5 separate regions of the Homo sapiens genome follow, and all the other regions are linked to region 2. A link is a loop called in an ENCODE intact Hi-C map of the cell type or tissue named here. Cell type or tissue: endothelial cell of umbilical vein. All regions are shown on one strand.

What was found. Peaks named below come from ENCODE experiments on the same cell type or tissue, not always from the same donor. Only the 100,000 strongest peaks of a DNase experiment are listed, where the experiment ranks them.
Region 1: it touches region 2 in a loop (7-fold over the local background); 6 of 110 quality-filtered maps call a loop at or near these places.
Region 3: it touches region 2 in a loop (5-fold over the local background); 12 of 110 quality-filtered maps call a loop at or near these places.
Region 4: it touches region 2 in a loop (4-fold over the local background); 91 of 110 quality-filtered maps call a loop at or near these places.
Region 5: it touches region 2 in a loop (11-fold over the local background); 8 of 110 quality-filtered maps call a loop at or near these places.

What each region holds. Positions count from the first base shown.
Region 1 is chrX:103,395,906-103,400,905 of GRCh38, forward strand. No RefSeq gene overlaps it. Among named protein-coding and RNA genes, the nearest start is that of LL0XNC01-250H12.3, 6.4 kb to the right of the region's middle. In endothelial cell of umbilical vein, no CTCF peak of the experiment used is centred here; a DNase peak (open chromatin) is centred at 2,776; H3K27ac peaks cover 2,800 bases.
Region 2 is chrX:103,462,970-103,467,969 of GRCh38, forward strand. All of the region lies in intron 4 of LL0XNC01-250H12.3 (a long non-coding RNA gene), which reads left to right. Among named protein-coding and RNA genes, the nearest start is that of RAB40A, 54 kb to the right of the region's middle. RefSeq lists enhancers at 1,665-1,814, 2,015-2,084. In endothelial cell of umbilical vein, CTCF peaks have their summits at 1,328 and 1,983; DNase peaks (open chromatin) are centred at 1,312 and 1,932; H3K4me3 peaks cover 349 bases.
Region 3 is chrX:103,252,775-103,257,774 of GRCh38, forward strand. TCEAL8 (transcription elongation factor A like 8) reads right to left here and starts at 2,381. Exons shown (of 3, transcript NM_153333.3): 1 at 2,304-2,381; 2 at 1,831-1,903; 3 at 221-1,243. The coding sequence starts at 1,205. The coding sequence ends at 852. RefSeq lists an enhancer at 2,318-2,367. In endothelial cell of umbilical vein, no CTCF peak of the experiment used is centred here; DNase peaks (open chromatin) are centred at 1,687 and 2,417; H3K4me3 peaks cover 1,739 bases; H3K27ac peaks cover 1,684 bases.
Region 4 is chrX:103,357,696-103,362,695 of GRCh38, forward strand. TCEAL9 (transcription elongation factor A like 9) reads left to right here. Exons shown (of 3, transcript NM_016303.3): 3 at 1-767. The coding sequence ends at 304. Among named protein-coding and RNA genes, the nearest start is that of TCEAL9, 3.7 kb to the left of the region's middle. In endothelial cell of umbilical vein, no CTCF peak of the experiment used is centred here; DNase peaks (open chromatin) are centred at 2,686 and 4,966; H3K4me3 peaks cover 298 bases; H3K27ac peaks cover 1,094 bases.
Region 5 is chrX:103,373,982-103,378,981 of GRCh38, forward strand. BEX3 (brain expressed X-linked 3) reads left to right here and starts at 2,557. Exons shown (of 3, transcript NM_206917.3): 1 at 2,557-2,632; 2 at 3,047-3,125; 3 at 3,529-4,183. The coding sequence starts at 3,541. The coding sequence ends at 3,846. In endothelial cell of umbilical vein, no CTCF peak of the experiment used is centred here; a DNase peak (open chromatin) is centred at 2,440; H3K4me3 peaks cover 1,844 bases; H3K27ac peaks cover 1,632 bases.

The sequences.
Region 1 (5,000 bases), 67 kb before region 2:
TTGAGACGGAGTCTCGCCCTGTCGCCCAGGCTGGAGTGCAGTGGCGTGATCTCGGCTCACTGCAACCTCCGCCTCCCGGGTTTACGCCATTCTCCTGCCTCAGCCTCCAGAGTAGCTGGGACTACAGGCGCCCGCCTCGGTGCCCGGCTAATTTTTTGTATTTTTAGTAGAGATGTGGTTTCTCCGTGTTAACCAGGATAGTCTGGATCTCCTGACCTCGTGATCCACCCTCCTCGGCCTTCCAAAGTGCTGGGATTACAGGCGTGAGCCACCGCTCCTGGCCAAGAATCACACTTTTTGAGGATGAACCTGCTGAGAGTCAGGAGTCTGCTGGAGCTTTTCCTGGCTAGTAGTGGAGGAGGCAGGAAAGGGTGAACTACAAATGTGAATACATTTGAGGGGGTGGCATGATCTAAAGGGCATGTGGAGAGAAGAAAAAAAAACACTCCCACGTTTCTAATTGCACCGTGAGTCAGTGCCATTTCTATGCGGTGGAATGAGTGCCCTGCTGGGGCCGGGGGAATGGTAGAAAGTTTTTCCGCCATCTCCATCTAACTGAGTCATGGACCCCATGAGTAGAGATTGGGGTAAGGGAATGAAGTCACCACTCACCCCATTTCTTCCTGTTTCCTGGGTTTTCCTATCCCCTTATCTTGCCCTCCTCTTTGCCTGAGAGAACTGTGTTTCCTTTGCACTTCTGAGGGGCCTGATGAAAGCCTCATACTATGTCTGCTGGACAGAACACTGGAGCAAGAGAGACAGGATGTCTCTCTTCATCCTAGTGTCGGACCCAAACCAGTAACTTGGGATATTCCTGTTTCAGGGATAAGTCACTTCCCTTACTAGCCTCCCTGGGAGCCAGGAAGGCTGCTGAACACCCCCCATTGCCTAGAACAGCCCCCACAGCAAAGAGCTCTCCAGCCCAAAATGTCAACAGTGCTGAGGTTGAGAAAACCTGCTCTAGAACAAGGCAAATGTTACTACCCACACTTACCTGCAAAAGGTCATGATAGAACTCAACTTTGGGCTCTGACCACCCTGGATTAGAATAACCATGCTGCCTCTTACTGGGTCTGTGTCCTCGTAAAATATATTTAACCTCCATGAGCCTTAGGAGAGCCTGCCTCTGGGGAGGAATGAGTTTAAGCAGGGAATACTGATACCTAACTTACAGAGCAGTTGTAAGGACTTAGAGAAACGGTATGTAAAGTGCCTAGTATCTGGCCCGTTGTAGGCCCTTGAAGTATTAGTTTCCTTTCCACAGCCCTTTGCAGCTTCTGCTTCTGAGATGACTTTAACCTAAACTATATAGTGCTAAGAAGCATAATTGTGTCCTAAAGAGCTTCTGAAAACATGGCAACAGAAAGAAAAATAAACCTACACAGACTTACATCATGTATAAGAGTTGGTGCCTCTTCTGTGTTGTGGCATCGCGCAGTGTAGGTAGAATGGGGAAATGTTGTCACCCCATTTCTGTAGAATCAGTGTATGTTTCCTGACCTCTTTGGGACTCTCTTGGAGAGTGAGCATCAGAAGTGGTCATTAACTGGGTATCTGGGTTGTTCTTGTGGCTCTATAAAGACACATGCCCAGGGAAGAGCTAAGCATGAGGAGAGGTCTTCTGGAGAGAGCAATGGAGTGAAAGGCAGAAGATGTTGTTTCCAGAGCCTGACAAACTGCTCTCTATGTGATATGGGTAAAACGTGTACCTTCTGCTGGGTACAGACTCAATGTTAGGGCATGTGAGTTGGGATGATCTTCTAGCAGGCCAATTTTGGGTATAAATCATTTAGCTTGCCTCTTCTGAAGCATTCCTGTCCTCATTTAAATTCTCATATTCTAATGCTGCTGGAGGATTCAATGAACTAAGCTATCTCATAGGAAATCTGCGTCATTGCTGAGGCAGAGGGACAAAGTGTACTGGTGGGACACCTACATGGCTCTTATCACTTCTGCTTGGGAGGGGCACGCTCCATTTCCTCTCATCAATCATTGGCCACATCTAGTCACACATGCAAGCTTGATGTCAGTGGAGTGGGGTCAGCGGGCCTAGGAGGGGCCATGGGCACCAGCCAATCCATGTGACCTAACATAAGCTTCATAGGTCAAAGGGCAGGATTTCATCTCCACCGTCCTCTTCCTTGATGTGAAGGGCTGTTGAGTGAGGCCCATAGGGCACAATACTGGGGGAGTGCAAAGCCATCATCTTCCAAATGGGAAGCTGCTGGTGATATTGTGGGGAAGGCAAGAGATAGAATCACATTCCAGTTCTGCCACTTCTCTGAAGAGGGTTTAGTCCCTGTGAGAACGAGCTTGATCATCTGTGAAATAAGGCTCACCACATATCTTTTTCAGAAAACCTGTCAAGTACCTACGGGACATAGTAGGACTTCAACACATAACACTCACGGCTATTTACCTCCTCCCTCCCAGAGAGGAGATGACATTTATCTAAACCAAAGGGCATTACTGCCATAGAGAGTTTGTGGAAAGGTAGCAGCAAGAACTGAAATATGTCCCCATAACCTATGAGCTTTGGGCCAGTTCTGAGTTGTGGGATGAGTTCCATGTGGGAATGGGGAAACAGAAAAAAATCCCCACATCATTTCCTATGACTGCATTTGCCTTCCTGTCCCCTTTCTTTGCCATCTAGTCTGACACTGGAGGAGAAGTTTCCCATTGATTCTGAAGTAGAAGGGACACTACAGAACAAGATACATAGATGCTGAACAAAAGACTGGAGTCAGGAGACCAGACACGTCCCTGACTACAAAACTTTGGATGAGTCATTTCCCTTGTGCTGGCCTCAGCCTAGTGCAATAATTGCCCTATTGCAGTGGCCTGGGGGTTGGGTCAGAAAAAAAAAACAGTTTAAAGCTGAACACCATTGGTTGAACTTTGCATGATTTTTTTGTATGAATCTCCTTGTGGTAGGCAGAATTTTAAAATGAGCTTCAATGACCCTTTCAATCTTGTATAATCTCCTCTTCTCTGAATGTGGGTGGAACCAGTTAATATAACGTGATATCACTTACATGATTATGTTCTGTTATATGGTAAAAGGGTGATAATTTGGCTGGGGGCTGACCTAATCAAATGAGCTTTTTAAAAGCAGAGTATTTTTTTCTGGCTGTTCAGAGGAGGGGAAATCAGAGAATCAGAACCCAGGGAGCATTCAACACACCATTGCTGGCTGGAAGAAGGAGATCACGTATCAGGGAACTGGAGTAGCCCCTAGGAGCTGAGAAGACTCTAAGACGATAGCCGTCAAGGAAACTGGGAGGTGGGTTGTGCTGCAGTGCAATAGTCTTGAGAAAATGACTTCTCCCAGAAACAAGGATGATCTTGGAAGCAAATTTTTACCCAGAGCCTCCAGACAAAAGATCTCAGTCAAGTCTACATAGATACCTTGATTTCAGCTTTGTGAGACCCTAAATTGAGAGCAAGGTCATACAGTGCCAGACTTCTGACCTACAGACCCATGACCTTAGATGTAGCTTTCAGCCACTAACTTTGTAGTTACACACTTAAAGAAAATTGATACATTCCAGTTAAATCAAATCCATATTCAATGCATATACAGTGTGTGTGTGCACATGTACACACGTGTGTAGATGACAACTGGAGGAAACATACCACCATGATTACAGTTTTCACTAGTCCATGGTGGGGTTAAATGTTATCAATATGTTCATATTGGTATATGAGTGCATTTTCCGTATTTTCTAAGTGCACAATGGGTTACTTGTTAATCAGAGATAAGGCCCATTAAAGACTTATTCATGTCAAATATGTTAGATTTCAGGCATTTAAAAACTTATAATAAATACCATAATAGGCAAACATGTGTACAACCAAGTCAAATATTGCAGAGTAAATGCTTCTATGTATCTTCTCTGATTGTCTTACCCCTGAGGGAACCATTATCCAAATCAAATTTTTTTTACCATTCTAAAGTTTTGTTCCATATTTATTATTCATGAACATAGTTATGCATTGCACAACAGGGATACGTTCTGACAAATGTGTCATTGTGCAAACATCATAAAGTGTACTTACACAAACCTAGATGGTATAACCTACTACATATCTAAGCTAGATGGTATAGCCTATTGCTCCTAGGCTACAAACCTATAGGAAGTTACTGTACTGTATACTGTAGGCAATTGTAACACAATGGTAAATAATCTAAACATAGAAAAGTTACAGTAAAAATACAATATTATAATCTAATGGTACCACCGTCATATATGCGGCTCATCATTGACTGAAACGTCGTTATAGGGCATATGACTATACGCTCCTGAACAGAACACATAATTTCTTCACATATTTTAAGCTCTAACTATAGAAGTAGTATATTTAGGTACCACTTATGGAGATTTTTACACTGAAAATAGCGTTTCTGAAGTTTCTTTAATCAGGCAACTTTGGAACTATATTTTAGCCACGCTGCTGTGACCAGGTTTGCATACATGCAAAACTCTCTGAAGTGCAGACCTGAGAGGGCTGCGGCTGACAGGGCCTTGCTTGCTTCTCTCACAGATGCTGTGCAGTGTCTCCACAAAGAGCTTGTACCAATTTCTCCTCTCCTGGCAGTGTGTGGAGTTCTCCTGACTCCATAATTTCAATTTAAACAGGGCACAGCAAAAACACAAACTTACTGATCTGGTTTTCTTGCCAAACTCTACAATTATTCCAGGACATATCTTGAGGCATAAAGTGGAACCATTATGTTTGCATTTAAAAATGCACATGTGAAATATGCCATTTACGTGGAAATAGACGGAGAAAATGAAACATATTCTAACATTACAGCATAGAATATTTCATCAGCAAATATTAATAAAGTTGGAAAAGCCGTTATTGCACAAATCTAAAAAAATGAGTGCTCTCATCTTGGAGTTGGTTGGGATATTCATTAGTAAGGAGATTTTAACTTTCAACTAGACAGCAAATACTTAATATGTTAAATGGTCATACTCTTTGATAAAGATGAT
Region 2 (5,000 bases):
CACATGTACCCCCCAAAATATGTAACCCTATATTATATATCAATTGAAAAAATAAATAAAGGTAATAGTAATGTTCAAAAAAAGAGATATCCTTGCTGATTCCCACTTTATAGATGAGAAACTGAGTGGCAGAGAGAATAAGGACTTTGCCTGAGACTACACAGTTAGGGAGTGGGACAGCTTGGATTTGTGTCCAGGATGTCATGCTTCAGAGCCTGAAAACTGTCACAGATTTCTTAGGTGAAAGAAACAGTCTGCACAAGCGTGCATGTTTTAGGAATGCATTTAAAGTAATACTTAGTATGTTAATAGATGTATACAAACACTGGCCCTAGTAACAAAAAGGTGAATGGTGACCTTGGTAAGATCACATTCATTACAATCCTGGCAATGGAAGTCATAGTGCAGTGGGATAGGGGGTTAGTGGCGAATAAAGAATGTTAACAAGGAATGCAGAAAACTATTTTTAGAGCTTTAACTTTGAAGGGAAAAGAGGAGAGAGAGAGAGAGAGGAAGAAGAAGAGGAAGAGGAAGAAGGAGGAGGGAGAGGGAGGGGTATCTTAAGTGGAAAAGATAGGTTGTCAAAGAAGATGAGGACTGTGATTGCACTTTTGGAGAGGACTATGATGTGTGTTGGGGGTCGAACATGTTCGTGTGCACGTCACCTACAGGGATGCGTCTGGAGAGCGTGCATTATCCTAAGGGACAACAGACCCCTTGGGGCCAGGGGGTAGGAGTAGGGTCAGTGAGAGATGCAGGATGATTTAAATGTATTGAAGTGCTTTTGCATAGTGTTTGAAATTTTGTATTCGGGGGGAAAAAGTATTTTAATAAAAATTGAAAACAAAATACTTATCATCAGATTGACAAAAGTAATGTGCACATATATTCCATATATATATATATATTTTTTTTGCTTTGGAAAAGCATTCATTGTAGCCAATTTTATGGGGAAACAAAGCAGATTTTAAAAAATGAATGGAGTGTGTGTGTGTGTGTGTGTGTGTGTGTGTGTGTGTGTGTGTGTGTTTCTAGCTAGTCTAGCTCCACCACCTCAAGTACAGCTCACAGTTGCAGTATTATCTTCAGTTCAGACCAGGACTGGCTTCTGATCTCAGATTTAGATATCCCACAAAAAGTGCTTCTGTTAATATTCCAGAAAAAATGATGGATACAGAAGGATAGCTGGATGTAAGTGAAAAGTTCCAGAAAACCATGTCTGATCCCATTAATCAAGCTCCCAACTTTCATCCCTCCCTGCCCGCTGCTGAGTCCCCTGGTCTACACTCAGAGTTGCAATCCTGACTCTGGCCACCAAGAGGCATTACAGCTATCTCCACGTTCCTTGCTCTTTCTTAATGAAAAGGGGTAAATTTCGCAGAGTAAGTAATGTTATGAAACTTTTCTTTACTGTGATACCAATAGTTCGGAATACCCATTTGTATATTAAAGCAGGCCAATTTGCTGTTGATTCCAAATCTACAGCGCATTCAGTAATTTATTTTTTCCTTCATTAGCGTAGGTTGAGGTGTCCACGCTGTAGGGGGGGGTCCCTCCTGGAGAGCAGGGTGTTCACCACCCATCACTCCAACCCTGTACAGGCTTCTCAGACTCTCTCCCACTCCCTCCCACTGACCCCCCTCTCCAAGACATTGTGGACACATCTGCCCAGACCCCACTCCAGCGCCTCATCCTTTCAGTCACTTCCTGCTGCCCTGGGCTCCCCCAATCCTGCCTCCCAGCAACAGCCAAGGCACATCAGACCTACCTGGTGTTTCATCCTATGGATGTCCCACAGTATGTTTTTACACTCTTTTTTACACCTGTCAGGGTTGTTTTTTTTTTCCAGACAGAATCATTCTGCAGTTCCTTTCATAGACTGGGTTTTAGGGGAGGATACCGTATTTTTCTGCTCCTTGCTTACACTTTGTAGAGAAGTTTGATAATAGTGGTACAGTGATGCCCCCTCATGACAGAAGCCTGAACTGCAGCAGCTTGAACATCGCTGAGCAGGAAGGTGGGAGGGAGGTGCTGTGGCCCATGCACACCCTACAGAGTTTTCTGGAAGTGTGAGTAGAAAAATGGGCATTCCCACTGTACAGGGATACTGACGGCCACCAGACAGAAAGTGTAGCCTCTTTATGTGCTATGTGAAAGCACAAAATGATCATTTCTGTGTTTATGCTTTCAAACCTCTGGATAAATAGCTATAGACCTATATAAGCAAAAATGCATCTTGGCCACTAAGTGATCTTTGTGACCCACATTTGCCCTCATTGTGATCATCTTTGCATACACATGCGTTTCCATAATAATGTTTTAAATTTCCTTCCAAAAATAATTGTAGTCTCTTTTTTTTATCAACCAGGTGGTTCATCATGTGGGTGCCCCAAAAATTCATTTAATTAGTATCCCAGTCATAAAAATGTAGTTGCTTTAACATTTTTTCCTGTTACAAACAATAGTATACTTAATATCCTCCTCATATATATGCAAATATATTTGTAAGCATTTCTGTCAAAAAAAAAAAAGTTCCTGGAAGTGGTCTTTCAAAACCCTGGGAACTGTAAAATTTTATATTAACATAGTGAAATCCAAATACTATTTCTAACTTATATTCCTTACATAACAGTATGTAAGGACCTTGTGTCTTCACACATTAGAAATAATGTGAATCATTGCTAATCTTACAGGCAACAAATCACCTCTCATCGTTATCTTCATTAAAACTTGTTTTGCTGAATTCTAGAATTCCATCCTATGGATATGACATCAGTTTTCTCAAACCTGTGTTAGTCAGAGTGTTCTGATATTCCCTGTTATCTACACTGTGTGGAAGACATCTTTTCAGAGTCTGTGCATGGCTGAAGGGCACAGTTCCTGTAGCTGTTTACACTGGTGAGCCAAATGGGTCCTCTTAGAGCCTTACTAACTGTCTTGGAGGTTATTACAGTACTAATAACAGAACCTGGTTGCTGTACATGTGTGTGTATTTGTCACTGCTTGTGTGTGTGCACAGCATTTCCCTCTGCTTCCTTCTGCCCCTTCATAATTTGGTGTACCGGTTGGTCTTTCTTCCTAAATTCAGGCCCAGAAATAAAGGAAGGGAATTTTCAGAATGACAGTACTTATAACCAGATGCTTATCAGCATCCTTCACAATGTCCTGAAGATAAACTTCTAAAAGGTAAATTGTTGGTGCAAAGGGTGTGCACCTATGTAGCCCTTTGATAAGTATTGCAATACTGACACCCAGAGAGGTAATGCCATTTAGATTCCTCAGGTGGAGTCACAGGAGAAAATCCCAAGAGGAGTAAAAAATAATAATGCTGATGTCATGTTAGAGTGGAGGCCCTGGATGCTGTTGTGGACCCACTCTCCAGTTTCTTCCACAGTTAGAAGATGTGGAAGTGATCAGGTGCAACTCGAATTTTTCATACAAGCAAAGCCCGAGTCAGCGTGAGGGGTGGTGGTGGTGGGGCAGGGAGAGACTGCCATTGCTTGGAGTTACTTAGGACACAGTCAGCAGGGCTGGGATACAGCTACGGTTTTATATATATTCATGGGTATAGAAAACATGGGCATCAAGGCCTTCATATGAAAAAGTTTGGTCATTACTGAGGTACAACAGAAGGCTTTCTTGCAATATAATTACAGACAATGAAATTCGCAGTTTTAAGGATACAACTTGATGATTTTCAGTAAACAAAAGTTGTGCAACCATCACCGTAGTTGAGTTTTGGAGGTTTCCATCACTATAAAATGTCCCATCATACTTGAACGCAGTTAATCCCTGCTTTCACCCCCAGCTCCAGGAATCACAGGTATGCTTTGTGTTTCTGTGGATTTACCTATTCTGGACATCTCATAGAAGTGGAATCATGCAATATTCATCTTTTGTGTCTGGCTTCTTTCACTTCACATAATGTTTTTAAGGTTTATCTATTTTGTAGCATGTATCAGTACTTTATTCCTTTTTATTGATATACCACATTTTTTTATCCACTCATCAATTGGTGAACACTTGAGTTGTTTCCAGTTTTCGGCCATTATGAATTATGATGCTACATATATTTTTTGTGCAAGTTTTTATGTAGACATAGGTTTCCGTTTCTCTTGAGTATGTACCTGGGAGTAAAGTTGCTGGGTTATATGGCAGTTCTCTGCTTGACAATATGAGGAACTCTCAGAATATTTTATTGACCTTGACAGTCTTGAGGAGTACAGCCTTAATCTGTTGTCTTTTTCTCATGATTAGACCAGCATTATGGAATTTCAGAAAGAATACCACAGAGTTGAAGTGCCCTTCTTATCACATAATATTTGGGTTTACATGATGACATGACCTCACTGGTGATGTTAACCTTCATCACATAGTTAAAGTCGTGTTTGCCAAGTTTTCCAATGTACAGTAACTTTTTCAATTCACGTACTATGTTCCTGAGAAGTGAGTCACTAAGTGTGACCTTCATTCAGGATTAAGCTTCACCTCTTGGAGGGTTAGTAGCTACAAATACTATTTGCAATCATTCCATAAAGACTGTTTGTCTTCTCACATGCTTTTCTTTATTAATTCACCAAACATTTACTTATATCAGTATGGATTTATGCATACTTATTTTAAAGTTGAAATATTTTACTTAATGGATATATCCCCGAAGAATTCCAGCATCATTATTTCAGTGGTACAGTAAAAGAATTTTGACTTAACTATCAGGAAACTGCAAAAGAGCTCCCTATCACCGCAATTATATTTCATCACCACTATATTTTCTAATTGTGATATATTAGTGCTTTTAGATAATATATTTAATCATGGCAAAGTTTGGAACAGCATTATAATTTCACTTTATTTCATTGCCTACTTGGTACCCCTTGAGACAGAAATAAAAAACAGATAAGGCAAGATTATTGAAGTAGCCATAAAAATTACTGCTAACATAAAGTAAACCTATTTATGAACTCCCTGTCGATGAAGCAAAAGTATAAGCTGTGTCAGGT
Region 3 (5,000 bases), 210 kb before region 2:
TAAGCCCCCACCTCTGCCTACTGGACTTGATCCTGAGTACAAGTTGCATCATGCCAGGCCCTCCCTTAAATATTGGTGCTTCTATAGTGGGTTGGGATTCCGTATGCACAGGTGGGAACAAGATCTCACTGAGCACAGCTGTTACTGCCTCATTTCTTCCCCACTGCAGCCCTGTGAAGCAAATATTTTCCCCATGAAAAGACTGAGTCTTAAACGTGTGTATCTGTAATAATTGCCAGTTTATTCCTCTGGCTAAGAGATCCAGAGGTAATTTGAGGTTTACATTTCTTTTTAAAGTTCTTTCATCAAGAGTTTAGGTGCCCCCATTGCCCTCATAAGCTGGTTGCAAATTATTTGACTCTTACTTGTAAAAAAAATCCTTAATTCTTTTTGTGTGTGAGACACGTGTTCATTAAAAAGTACATATAAGCAAAAAGAACAAAAAGAAGAAAACAAATAAAATTTCACACCACACAGAAATAAGCTTGGTTAAGTTTGTGATATATGTTATATGGATGTATGTATACACACACGCACACACACAAAGTTTGGAATTTTATCCTACATATGTGAGCTGATATTAAATATGCTGCTTTGCCATAACCTGTTATGTTTTACTTTACAACATGGAATGAACATATTCCCATGCAAATGTGTGAAAGTTTCCAATTGAAAAATAGACCTGGAAAATGGGTCAAAATCCAAAATCCAATGAGATGCTGGTACCAAGGAAATTACCTAAAACAAAATTTCATCAGATGATTAAAAGTAAAATGGAGGTCAAAGATACATCAGAAAATGCTAACAGAAAGAAAGCTGGGGCCAGATTTTAATATTAGGCAAAAATGAATTCAAGGCCTAAAGCACACAGGATAAGGACGGCTGCGTGAATGTCTTTGCTTCCAATGCATCATCACAAACTTGTTTCTTACTCTTCTTATCTCTTCCCTAAGCCTTTCAAGCTCATCTACTCCTCTTATCATTTCTTCAGGGTCCAAATGCCTAACGGGTGTGTCCTCTTTAAATCCCTGGCCAGGCTGATTCGGCCCTCCTCTGGGGTTTCCTTCTGCTTCCTGGCTTACGCCTTCTTCGGAAGGTTGAGGATTTCCTTCTGCCTCCTGTGGTACATCCTCCAAAGGGCGATCTTCCTCGGCCTTTGGCATGTTCTGTGGTTTTCCCTCATTTTCTTCACAAGACTTTTGCATATTGAGTATTTTTTATTTCCTTTTTGAATAAATTAATCCTAGAAAACAAGGAAACAAAACTACTAGATTCCAGGCAAACAGACCAGCAGTCAGAGTATGGGGTCCCATAGCGACTGGCCTTTTTTGACTCAGTACCCTAATTGTCAAAAGTTTTCCAACTAGAGAAAGCTGGATCCTCAGGCTCAGAACTCCCCTGACTCCACCTCCCTTCGCGCCCCCTTTCGTTCCAGCTCCATCTTTCTCCTCCTGCTCCTGCCCACCATCTTCCCAGCAGGCCCTGCTACAAGCCTCTCCTAATACTGAAATGGGAGCAGTACGGAAGCAATTAACCCTTCTCCCGCCTCTGGTCTCCAACACTCCCGCCCTTCAGACTTTCCCAGGCCCTCTCAACCTCCAGCCTCTCACCTGAGACGGCTGGTCCAGTCTCTGGCCTCCCCTCCCCCTTCAGCGTCTCTTAAGCCTCCTCCTCCCCCGCCTCATTTCCGCTGCAGGCTCGGCACCGGCCTCTGGCACTTAATCCGGATGGGGAGGGGCTGCTGCGACCCCAGGATGTGCTTTGGTGTCACTCACACTTCCACCCCCACCCGAAGAGACCTGAAGCAATTGCACCTTTACAAAAACTGACCTGCAGGGATTCAGGGGATTTTCCTCTCTCTTCCCTCACCTCGATTTGTGTCGCGCCCAAAAAACCAAATATCCTGCAGACAGATGGGAGTGTTTGGTGAGCAGACTAGTACCTGGATCACGGGTCCCTTTCATGATTCTAGGCCATGTTGGTGTAAAGTTTCCCATGTCCTCATCCTCGCCCTCCTTTTATGGCAACCCCGCCCTCCTCCGTGCCCACCGTTTTTCTGCAAGCAGGGAGTAGGAAAAGCAAGTTTCTTCCAAACAGTTTCTATGTCTCTCTCTCAGGACCCTTAATTAGCTACCCTTCTCTCTCTCCACCCGCCATCCCCCACCAAACAGCCCCAAATTTCCTGCACAAAATGGGAGTTTGGCGGAACAGAAGTGGGGAAAGCAGTGCCGGCCCCGCTTGCTTTCTGCTCTCGGCCTCCTCGACCCCAGGGTCTCCAAGTCAGCGCCCACGTTTATACTAACCTGAAAGGATCTTGGGCACTTTTCTCCTTCTCCAGCAATAAGGAGCTGCTACAGGGAAACAGGCCCTGGACTATAAGGACTTCTGCACACGTCGACTCCTGGTCACGTGAGAGTCGCGTCATCACTGAGCTCGAGTCCCCAGTTACCCCTCCCATTAACACTGCAGCCCGCCCGCTGCGTTCCCTCCACTTGATACTGTCAATCTTTTTTCGTATTTGCCAATCGGAGACAATAAACTGTTATCTTCGCCCTGGAGTATTTATTCGCCTTTCTCAGATTACCAGGAGGATCAGCCTTTTAGGGGTAATCGACCATTTCTCCTTCTTTGAGGAATCATCTCTTTCTTCTGCTCCCAATACTCCCACCTCCCCTCCTCCAAGACCCCTACAGTCCACCATTTCCCCTGGAATCCTATCCAGCATTGAAATGGGCAAAGGTGGTAGATCGGGAAGAGGGGGCTGGAAAAGAATCTAAGGTTGAAAGTGGAGGATTTGACTAATCCTCTTGAATAGTTTTCTGTTGTGTTCTATGTTTTCAGCAATCAGCATACTTTTAAAAATGGTATCAGAAAACGGATGCCTCATAAGCAATATGTAACACTTAATATGAAGGACAAATTAGTTATATCAATGTGTAAGACTTTGGAAAAGTTTTCTAATGGCTGGAAATGAAATGACAATATTCACAACATATTGATGTGTTAGAATTTTTTAAAATCTTACCAAACAGCACTTAAAAAATTGACTCCCAAATTAATGTGTGGAAGGAGGCCTAGTTTTCTCTTGTTAGCAATTTTGTATAGGTAATCTACTACTCTTTCTATTTCTGGCAGAACTCAAGTTATCAAGTGTTGGATGTCTGATCTTTTTCATTGATGACCACTGGTGGCATCCACTAAGGTTTCACTTGGAGGCTTCAGACAGACTTCCTCCCCATTTCCTCTATAGGATTCAGTATCTTGTTAATCAGATAAGTCCACAGAAAAGCCTGCTTTCCACTGAGTAAAATTCTTTTGGAACTCAAAGTAGTATGTTTCTTGGAAAACATTTCGTTGTTGGGAAATAACTCATACACTCATGAAACACTCAGAAAAGAGAATTCTCTGTATCTCACCATCAGGCTTGAGGCTTCTTTGCATGGCATTTTCATTCATGGCACTCTTGAGATAGTCTGGTATCATCCACTGTGTCCCATTAAAAGAACTATTGACATGCATAATTGTTATGATTAGAAAGCAAAGAGAACAACATTGCTGTAAAAAATAATATTAAACAGGAAACTGATATCCCTGCAACTCAGAATCCACTGGTACTTGGAAGGATGGTGGTGCCTGGAGTGGCATTCTGGCCAATGGAGCCAGCTGGAGAGTCAGAAGAAGACAGAGGGGGTCTTTTGTCTAGGGTGGTCACAGCAGGATGCCTTAGCCAACAAGAACACCCACCAGAGAAGAGAAAAGAAGGTTTGGAAAAAATAAATATTTTTTGGACTTAATGATTTATAGTTGAAGCATGACAAATTTCTTCCACACTTGAGGGATAAATGTTCTATTGTTTGAGAGAGAGCTTTTAATATAAATATAACTAGCAAATTATAAAGATTTAATCATTGCCTATCACCAAATGTTTCCACTCTTTTAAATGTAACCATTTAGTGAGGAACAACTCTGATCTTTTAAAAGAAAAATCATCAGCAGCAAAATGGACTTTGTGTGTGTGTACACTTCTATGAAGTTTAACCAATGTATAGATTTGTTTAACCACCACTGCAATCAGAATACAGTTCAATCACCCCCAGAAACTCCTGCATGCTGTCTCTTGTAGTCCTATTTGACTGCCTTCCCTAAACTCTGGCAACCACTAATATATTCCCCATTACTACACTTTTGTCTTATTCAGAATATTATGTAAATGATTTCATTTTTCAATTTTTGTGCACTGGCTTCTTTTGGGACTGGCTTCTTTCACTCAGCATAATGCCCTGGACATCCATTTGAGTTGTTGCATGTATCAATAGTTTATTCTCTTTTTTGCTGAGTAGTATTCTGTTATTTAGCTATTCCACAGTTTGCTTATTCATTCACCTGCTGAAGGACATTTGAGTTATTCCCAGCTCTAAGCAATTATGAAAAGAACTGCTGTAAACATTCATGAACAGATTTAGGCCATTGCTTCACTTCTGGACTTCCTGCCTCCAGCGCCTCCCTCTCTCCCTTTAATCCACCTTACACATTACCTTGTCCCTGCTTTCAACAGTCATTCTCCTGCTCAGTGACCCTGGATGGTAACCGCACCACTCACCAAGTAAATCCTATACTCCTTATCTTGACATTCAGCCTCCATCAGAATTGAACCTCAGGACATGTTTCTAGCCTCATCATCTCCTTCTCTGCCCCATCCAAAATAAACCCTTACTTCATTGTCTACAGAAGCAGTGAGATCAAATTAAAAATTAAAAACTAATAATAATAAACAACCCTTAGTCACTGTGCCCAAGCATGCCTTATACTTCTCTCTTTGTCCTTGTTCGTCATTATCTTGTTCCTGATTGCCCTCCTCTTCCTCCTAGATCCTGGTGCTGCTCATTCTTAGAGGTCAAGACCTAATCACCCAGCCTCTGAAGCTGGAAGTGATCTCTCCCTCCTCTGTCATTGCTGCACATGAAATCTGCACCCTTCGTGTAACCCTTAACAAAGGTTAC
Region 4 (5,000 bases), 110 kb before region 2:
TCAAAAAATGGAAGGAAAACCAGAAAATGAGAGTGAACCAAAGCATGAGGAAGAGCCAAAGCCTGAGGAAAAGCCAGAAGAGGAGGAGAAGCTAGAGGAGGAGGCCAAAGCAAAAGGAACTTTTAGAGAAAGGCTGATTCAATCTCTCCAGGAGTTTAAAGAAGATATACACAACAGGCATTTAAGCAATGAAGATATGTTTAGAGAAGTGGATGAAATAGATGAGATAAGGAGAGTCAGAAACAAACTTATAGTGATGCGTTGGAAGGTTAATCGAAACCATCCTTACCCCTATTTAATGTAGTTTACCTTGATTTTTATCTGATATTAACAATACCATATAGCTTGCTTTTTATTAGCATTTCCTGATATTCCTTTGTCCATATTTCTACTTATAACCTGTTGCTATTAATGGTTTTAGATGTATCTCTTGTTATCTGCATCTCATTGTTTATTGTATTTTGAACCAATCTACAAGTCTCTGTCTTTTAATAAAAGAACTTTACACATTTGTAAAAAAGAGGTTCTTGGTAAGATATAAAATGGAAAAAGGCTAAGTAATATGTGAATATCATATTTTTGAAAGGTAAAAAGTACATTTGTATATTACATATATGGACATAACTTGTGAAGGATGAAAGAAAGTACAGCCTCTCGGTGGTGGGATTATGAATGATTTTTCTCCTTTTGCTTGTTTGTATTTTCTATATTCCTAAAATTAACACACATTATTATTGCTAGAATAATAAAAGTTTTATAAAAAAGAAGCAACAAGCAGCACGTATTAGTTTATTTCTAAAAGTATTGGGGCATTTAATATTTGTTGACAGAATTTTAGAAGAAATGTGAACTTGAAAGTAACTCCAGACCACTTAGCTAGAATAATAAATTTTACATATTTTCTCATCTTTAAAATAAAGAAAATAATCTCACAAGGATCTGGTGAGGGCCAAATAGAGTAATGACTGTGAGCTATGTTTGACAGAGTTTTGTTCCCATCCCAACTCCGTAAGAGATTAATTTCAGCGATTTGGAAGGGTGGAGAAAGTAGTTCTTATCTGTGATTAAGAACAAACCCAAGGCCGGGCGCGGTGGGTCACACCTCTAATCCCAACATTGGGAGGCCAAGGCGGGCAGATGACGAGGTCAGGAGATCAAGACCATCCTGGCTAACATGGTGAAAGCCCGTCTCTACTAAAAATACAAAAAATTAGCCGGGCATGGTGGCAGGCGCCTGTAGTCCCAGCTACTCGGGAGGCTGAGGCAGGAGAATGGTGTGAACCCAGGAGGCAGAGCTTGCAGTGAGCCGAGATCGCACCACTGCACTCCAGCCTGGGTGACAGAGCAAGACTCCGTCTCAAAAAAAAAAAAAAAAGGAACTGTGAGGTGGGTGCCACCTTTATGTTCATTTCCTGATATGCCTACCCAGCTTCTCATGCCCCTGCCCTTCATACTACCATATATACTGCGTTTTCTGCCCCTTCTGCTGGGTCCTGCACCTTCAGGCCCCTACCACTGTGAATGTGCTAGAATTCTCAAGTAGTGAAGCCCAGCATATTTCTTTGGCACCCCCAGTAAGCTTAGTTCCCAGACTGACCTTTAGAGAAGTTAGGAGATTGCCCATCTCTTCAATTTAGATAGACACTTATGCAGTGCCACATGAGTCATGATGTCTTATAGATATCTTGGCAACTTTGGGATTTTAACTTTCTCCCCATAAGGCTCAGACATGATAGGTCCATCTGGGAGTTGGACCAGAAGACAAATCTGAGTAACAGACATTATGTTTTAGTCAGAATTGCTGCCCTGGATCTGAAGACTACCATTTTATCTTCCTGACTCCTATTTCCTTAGGACGAATGATTTCTCCCAGAAGACTGGTGGCAGGCCCTCCTCATCTGTTCAACAGATATCCCTAGACTTGTATAAATTTTGAAGGAAAATTCAAGTCAGATTTTGGAATAATCCCATCCCTGGCTGGAAATATATGAAAGTGCTGTGTAGGCCTTATTGTATGTCTATATCTACATATCTCTGTCTGTCTGTCTGTCTGTCTGTCTGTCTATCTATCTATCTATCTATCTATCTATCTATCTATCTATCTATCTATCTATCTATCTAATCTTTCTTTCTTTATTTTAAGGTGGAGTCTCACTCTGTCTCCCGGGCTGGAGTGCAGCAGCATGATCTCAGCTCACTGCAACCTCCGCCTCCTTGGTTCAAGTGACTCTTGTGTCTTACCTCCCGAGTAGCTGGAATTACAGGTTTGCACCACCACACCCAGCTAATTTTTTTTTTTTTTTGTATTTTTAGTAGAGACGGGATTTCGCCATGTTGTCCAGGCTGGTCTCAAACTCCTGACCTCAAGTGATCCACCCACCTCTGCCTCCCAAAGTGCTGGGATTACAGGCGTGAGCCACCGTGCCCAGCCCTATCTTTCTTTCTTTACAAAAGGCCCACTATTGTGCCTGTCATGTGTCATTTTCCTCTGTGATGCCATTTTGGGAACTCTTCATGTCTCCAGACCATTCTTCAAGGTGATGGCAGCCTAATGGTTGCTGGTAGGGCTGCAATTCATGTTGGAGTGAGATAAGGTTCCAGGCTCACTGCCAGTTTTACAAAACAGGATAAATCCATCCCCTTGGCCCTCAGAGGGGTGGCACTCAGGAAGGATGTGGAAGGGCTCACTCAAGCCACACTCCTGTCTAGGATAGGCCTGACTTTGGCTTCTCTGCTAGGCACAAGGCCCTCCTCAGCTGATAGCTTGCCTGTCCTGAACAGACATACCTGGAGAAAAACAACTATCCTTTTTGCAGATCAGAGCACTAGACTTCCTTTCTCCCTTTTTTTCCTTCACAAGGAGGTTTGATAGGACTTTTTTATAAGGAAGAAGATAAGATCTCAAAATTCACTAATAGAAACTTTGTCCCAGACATGACTGCTCTGCATGTAATCAGATAACTTATGGTTAAAGTAAAAGAGTCTGGTGGTAGGAGGAAATGATTTTAGATAGTACACAAATCTTTTAAATTGTGGTGTCCGTGTATTTATTTGAACATGTATGAATGAATACTTTCTGTTTAAAGCAAATGATGATAGTTTAGATTTAGGGTGGCATTATAAAGTTTGTTTTTCAAAAAAGTATTCAAATAAGTGAGTCAATGTGAAGAAGAACATTAAGTTAGAACACAGTATTAATAGTGTAGGTGGCACATACTTAAGGCAAAAAAACATCCTGGTGGGAAACATTGCCCCAGCATGGGCATAATAACTTTAGGGATAATAACTGGAAACACCTATCAAGAACTGTGAGGGATTTGAGATTTTACCCTACGTATAAGCTAACAACTTAGCCTACTCTCATTTAATGGATGCTGGCAGAAGACTCTAGACTCCTGGGTCAAAATCAAATGACATCATCACAGCAGAAGCAGTAGCCAGAGCTTCATGTTGGTTTGTATTAGTTCCTTATTATTTCCAAGTTTCATGGGGTGGCATAGGACCCGTGATTGATACCTAAACATGCAGGGCATTGCATTATAGGAAGGAAACCCTGAGTTTGGGGTCTTCAATGCTTTCACAGCAGAAACAAGCCTGCTCTTTGTTCAGGGGAAGAGGTTATCTTATCGCTCAAGGTTGCTTGTTGCAAACACAACTATGAAAAATGGTCTGCCTGGGTAAAGAACACTCAGGGTCTTAAATTCTTGGCATACCCAATAAGAATATGCAGGGATGCTCAGGGTTCATGGCAGATTGCCTCTCCCAATAACAGTTTTCTCTGTACAATAAATCTGAATGTGAATAATAAGCATTTCCTAACACCAAAAGCTCTGGTTTATGATTCCAAATTAAATACAGCACACAATGTATATTGTAGAATATAAACATGGTATCTGTAACTATTTCTAGTTTTTAGTTAAGTACAGGGGATTTTAAATAAATCCTAAGATTAAAAAAGAGCATCAAGTAAGAAACTAAAGATAAACAATCTTTGAGGAACTTCAAAATTACAGTAAGACACAGCTATCATGATACCACAAAATAAAAGAGGTAGGAATGCAAAGCCAATGGATTCTTCAGGACGCTAATAACAAGAGTAATCTCATATAAAACTTTTTACTAGGAAACTGACAGGAGAGTGTGTGTTTGAAAATCAGCCCCAGATCCCATCCACACATAATCACCTCAGTCTCTGTAAAAAGCAAAAGCTAACAGAAAAGCTGGTTTGTTCTCTCTGCAAAGAAAGTTCAAGGTAAGGTAAGAAGGAGGAGGCTAACACACATAACAGTATCCAAAAGCAGTTATTTGATATTCTGACGTCAGCCTTTTGCAAGACCCTTAGCAAAAACAGCTGCATCACTTGAATAATTTAGTTGGGCATGGAGCATCTTTTCATGTGCTTATTGGTGATTTGTATTTCACACTTTGAGAAATGTCTATTCAAATCTTTTGTCCACAGTGTAATGTAGGTAGGGAACTATTTAAAGGAATGAAGTAGATCCATATGTACTACATGTTCATCATGTATTGTTAAAAGAAAAATGAAAAACAGAAGGCACAGTATAATATATACACACATACACATACATACCCATATCCACAAATATTCACATATATCAAGATGAAGCCCTTCAGTTTGCTAAAGAGAAGGATTATTTCTTTTTAAGTGGCATTTTGGTATCTCTTATCAGGCCTCCTGCCATCTGGTTAAGAAATAATTATTTTTTTAAAAAAATTCCCAATCGGTAATTATATTATCCTTGCATTATAATTGCCCAAATAATTATTGGACTTACACAGAGTCTTTCTTCCCTTCCATGAACTCTGAGTCCTTTTCTAGATGTTATATCATTAACCTATTATTTTATAGAAAAGGAAAGTGAGGCCTGGCCGAGGTTGCCCAGCTATTAAATGGAATACTTGCCTAAGGTCAATGTCCTTTTTCCTAATCACTGCTCTGGAATGATTGGTATTTAACAAATAGTAACAATACCACTGTG
Region 5 (5,000 bases), 89 kb before region 2:
TAGTAAATTATTGTTATGTGTAATTCTAACAATCCTTGTTTCACAGAGGAAGCACACAGACCTTGATAAGTAATTGATCCAAAGTTGAACATCAAGTAAACAGCTGACTGAATTTGAAGCCAGACTTGTCTGATACTACTGTTCATGCTTTGAAACTGCATCATTCCAGCTGATATCATTAATATAGCAATCTGTATAAAAAGTTCTTAACTGTGAGACAGAATCCAGGAATCACTAACATTTCTTTAAAAGACAAATATTGAGTGTGATTTTATAATTTGATGTTTTGGAGCTATGTACTAATATATCCATATACCTCTAGAAGAATATATATGTAATTTTATATGGAATACATATCTCCAAAACGTCTAACTACATACACACTGGGCATATACTCTTCCTTTATTCACTGTGTCATCTGGTTTAGCAGGGTAGGAAATTCTACAGGAGTTTGGGGCCAAAACTAGAGTTAGTAAGCATTTGTCTGGCTTGTCTTGCCTCAGTGCTGCATTTAATGCTTTTGGTTCCTTATCATAAACAACAGATATCAAATATTTTTTATAACAATGCCACTTTTCTAAAGACATCTCTATTTTCTAGCTGTGATAATTTTTTTAAAAATGATTTCAAGTTGGAGAAAGGAACATTTGCACTCAGGATAAGGTTCAGTCTCAAGTTAAGTTGTTTCACACACCCCCTGCTTATTTCTAATATATTTTGAAACATTCGCACCAAAGGGTAGATGGTTTTGAAACTACTTTCTGCATAATATGTACTTAACTTCTGAGCTCATACTAAGAAGATATTTGTAGGGATGGTTTGAAAGGTTTGGAAAGGAAAGCAGGGAATAAAAGACTCCCTTTCTCTGATGACTGTGATATCAAAAACATCAAAGTTACATAAAATGGTGAAGATCTGACGACCAGACTGCTCCCTGAAGATTCACTTTACAGATCATTTCGAAAACACCAACTGTGTTCAGAAAGAGTCCCGCCTTTCAGGCGCCTGTAGTCCCAGCTACTCCGGAGGCTGAAGCAGGAGAATGGCATGAACCCTGGAGGCGGAGCTTGCAGTGAGCCGAGATCGCGCCACTGACTCCAGCCTGGGCGACAGAGCGAGACTCCGTCTCGGGGGAAAAAAAAAAAAGAAAAAGAAAGAGTCCCGCCTTTTTATATATTTTTTTCTTTTCTTTTTTTTTTTTTTGGAGACGGAGTCTCGCTCTGCCGCCTAGACTGAAGTGCAGTGGTGCGACGCGGCTCACTGCAACCTCTGCCTCCCGGGTTCAACGATTCTCCTGCCTCAGCCTCCCGAGTAGCTGGGACTACAGGCACGTGCCACCACGCCTGGCTAATTTTTTTGTATTTTTAGTAGAGACGGAGTTTCACCGTATTAGCCAGGATGGTCTCGATCTCCTGACCTCGTGATCCGCCCGCCTCGGCCTCCCAAAGTGCTGGGATTACAGGCGTGAGCCACCATGCCCGGCCAAAAATAAAATTTTAAACGAGCTAGTATGTATCAAAAGTAATGGCTTGATGTTGTGTGGAGCCCAGAAAAAATATTTTGTGTGGTACAGGTCAACATAAACAATGAGAGATTTCATTGTGCAGGATAAAGCATTTCCTTTTTTTTTTTTTTTTTTTTTTTTTTTTTTGACAGGGTCTTGCTCTGTCGCCCAGGCTGGAGTGCAGTGGTGCGATCCCGGCTCACTGCAACCTCCGCCTCCCAGGTTCAAGCGATTCTCCTGCCTCAGCCCCCCGAGTAGCTGGGATTACAGGCGCACGCCACCACGCCCAGCTAATTTTTGTATTTTTAGTAGAGATGGGGTCTCACCATGTTGGCCAGGCTGGTCTCACACTACTGGCCTCAAGTGATCCACCCGCCTCGGCCTCCCAAAGTGCTGGGATTACAGGTACGCCACCGCGCCCAACCAGCATTTCTTTCAAAATTAAAAACTTATAATTTATAATTTTCTGAAGCATGCAGATTTTTTAAGGAAATAAAAAGAAATATATACAGTCCACTCCACTTCCTTGCCCCGCTTTCTGACAAATGCCCTCCTGCCTCCCCACCTTAGCCCTCACTCTAAATTTTCTAGAAGGGTAGGAATTCAGGGGCTACGTGGGCATTGATGGCTGTGCACACGCAAGGGGTAGAAGTGGGAGTGCAGCGCAAAGCATGTTGCCAGGTAGAAAAGGAGAGAAAGCAGAAAAGGCCAAAGCCAAGGCCTGAAGTGAGAGGGGGCAGTGGTGGAGGATGATGCAGACCCTCCCTGGTAACCAGAGGAGGGCAAACTCCAACCGCAGAGCAGTGATGCCACTTGTGGGCCCTCAGATTGGAGAGGACCGAGAAGAGTGACAGGGCTGTGCGCTCTGGGGCACCTCATGCAGACGGGAGTAGGGAGGCTGTTTTTTGCGCGTGCATATGGCGGTGGCGGGTGGGGGGAAGGGGGAGATCCTGCTGCACTGGCCGCCCAAGTTGGGGGGCGAGCTCGGTGGTGACGCGCGGCCCTCACGTGACCCAGAGCTGCAGAGCGACGCAGCCTTCGGTGCAGTCGTCACTCGCGTCTGGCTACCAGCTCCCCGCTGCCCTGAGCTCGGCGGGCTGGCATTCGGCCCGGGGAAAAGCGGAGCAGGTAAGGGCTCCGGGGCCCGTGAGCCCCGGCCATGCCAGCAGCGGCTGACCGACCTCGGCGACAGGCGCAGAACAGCGCAGGGGGTCCCCGCCAGCTTTCTCCACACCCCAACATGCTTGGGAACACAGAGGCCCCCAGGGATGGGGAAGCAGGGGCGGCTGGGTTTCCAGGGGCGGCAGAGCCACCAAGAGCGATGGAAACCCACCCCCGAGTCCCTGCAGGAAAACAGCGAACACCGCGGGGGGCTGGGCGTTCGAGGGTGGGGTGGGGGTGGGGGGCGGGAGACGCGGGGCGCTGGCAGCGAGGGGAGCCCGGGCTCGGAGCACGGAAAGGGCCGGGCGGCGGCGGGTCTTCGCTAGCGTTCCGCTGCAGCAGCCCCCACCCCCCACAACCCCCACCCCGGCTCGACTGCAGGTCTGCGAGGCTAAGTGTCTCCGCGGCGCACCTCGCGGCGAGAATCCGGAGGAGAAGGAGACTGCAAGGATAGGCCCAGGTCGGTGCGAGGGACGGTGGTGGGGCGGGGGTCGGAACGTAAGGAAAGCCCAGTCTGAGACCCCAACCCCCTCCACCCCATCCCCCACTCCTATACCGGTCCTCCATTTTGGTGCCTGCAAAGCTCTGGGAAAGAATCCCGGGAAACGAAAAATGGTGGGTTTGGGGGAAGGGAGGTAAGGGGAGAAAGCTGGAGGGAGGGGCTTTAATTGGAGGCCCCGTAGAGGACGCGCGGAACTTCTAAGGTGGGAAAAAACGAAATTAAAAAATCCTTTGATATCAGGGCTCTGAATCCTGCTGGTCAGAGCACCAAGCATTCAGTCTCTCTCCTTGCCTTTGTCTTACTTGTGTTCAAAGAAAAACAACCAGAAAAAAAAAATCTCATCATGGCAAATATTCACCAGGAAAACGAAGAGATGGAGCAGCCTATGCAGAATGGAGAGGAAGACCGCCCTTTGGGAGGAGGTGAAGGCCACCAGCCTGCAGGAAATCGACGGGGACAGGCTCGCCGACTTGCCCCTAATTTTCGATGGGCCATACCCAATAGGCAGATCAATGATGGGATGGGTGGAGATGGAGATGATATGGAAATATTCATGGAGGAGATGAGAGAAATCAGAAGAAAACTTAGGGAGCTGCAGTTGAGGAATTGTCTGCGTATCCTTATGGGGGAGCTCTCTAATCACCATGACCATCATGATGAATTTTGCCTTATGCCTTGACTCCTGCCATTTATCATGAGATTAATACTGTGATTCCCGCTGTTTTCTTTTTCCTTGCATTTTCCTAATATGCCTTTACTGATCCGTTTGCTGTGAACCCTATGTTATTTCCATGTGTCAAGTGGGTCTTGTGTTGCCAGCTTCTATTTGAAGATTGCCTTTGCACTCAGTGTAAGTTTCTGTCAGCAGTAGTTTCACCCATTTGCATGGAAAAATTTAAAGCTAATAAAGCAATTTAAAAAGCAATCTATACATTTATTGTCTCATTAAAAATGTATACTTACATATAACAGATGAACTAAAAAAAAATCTGAGATTAAATACACTAGAGTGTTAATTGGTGAACATTTCTGTGTGTTAACTAATCCCAGCACTTTGGGAGGCTAAGGTAGGCAGATCACGAGGTCAGGAGATCGAGACCATCCTGGCTAACACGGTGAAACCCTGTCTCTACTGAAAAAAAAATACAAAAAATTAGCCGGTCGTGATGGCACACGCCTGTAATCCCAGCTACTCGGGAGGCTGAGGCAGGAGAATGGCTTGAACCCGGAAGGCGGAGGTTGCAGTGAGCCGAGATCACGCCACTGCACTCCAGCCTGGACGACAGAGCCAGACAGTCTCAAAAAAAAAAAAGTAATATGTGACATTTTTTTCCTTTTATTATCTGGAGTTTGAGAAGCAATGAAAATTATTTTTCAATGAGATTATGAATGTAGTGCAGATACGTAACAATACTGGCTCAACAAATTTGAAGAGTAAACTCTAACTATCCTTCAGTCTTAACTGGAATAATAAACCTTCCCTTTATTACAGATGCATTCCTTTAAAGAGCCCGTTTTCTGCTCTGTGAAATGGGGAACAATGCTTGTCTTACAGGGCTGCTGAGTGGAACTGATGAAATGTGGAACTGTGTTGGGCTGGCTTCTGTCCCCAACTCCCCAACATTTAACAGGACCGGGACCCCCATCAGGTACTTAGGACTGGAGGAATTATCACTCATGTTTACAAGTCCAGACAGTGAAAATAGGTGGGTTCCCCCATATCATTCTTGTTATTTGCAATCCTCCTGCTCCCCTGATTACTGCCTTCTTGATTGGCCACACTTTCCCTTCTGCTGGATCCTATTTCTGTTGCTGTTGATGAGGTGCTAGGGT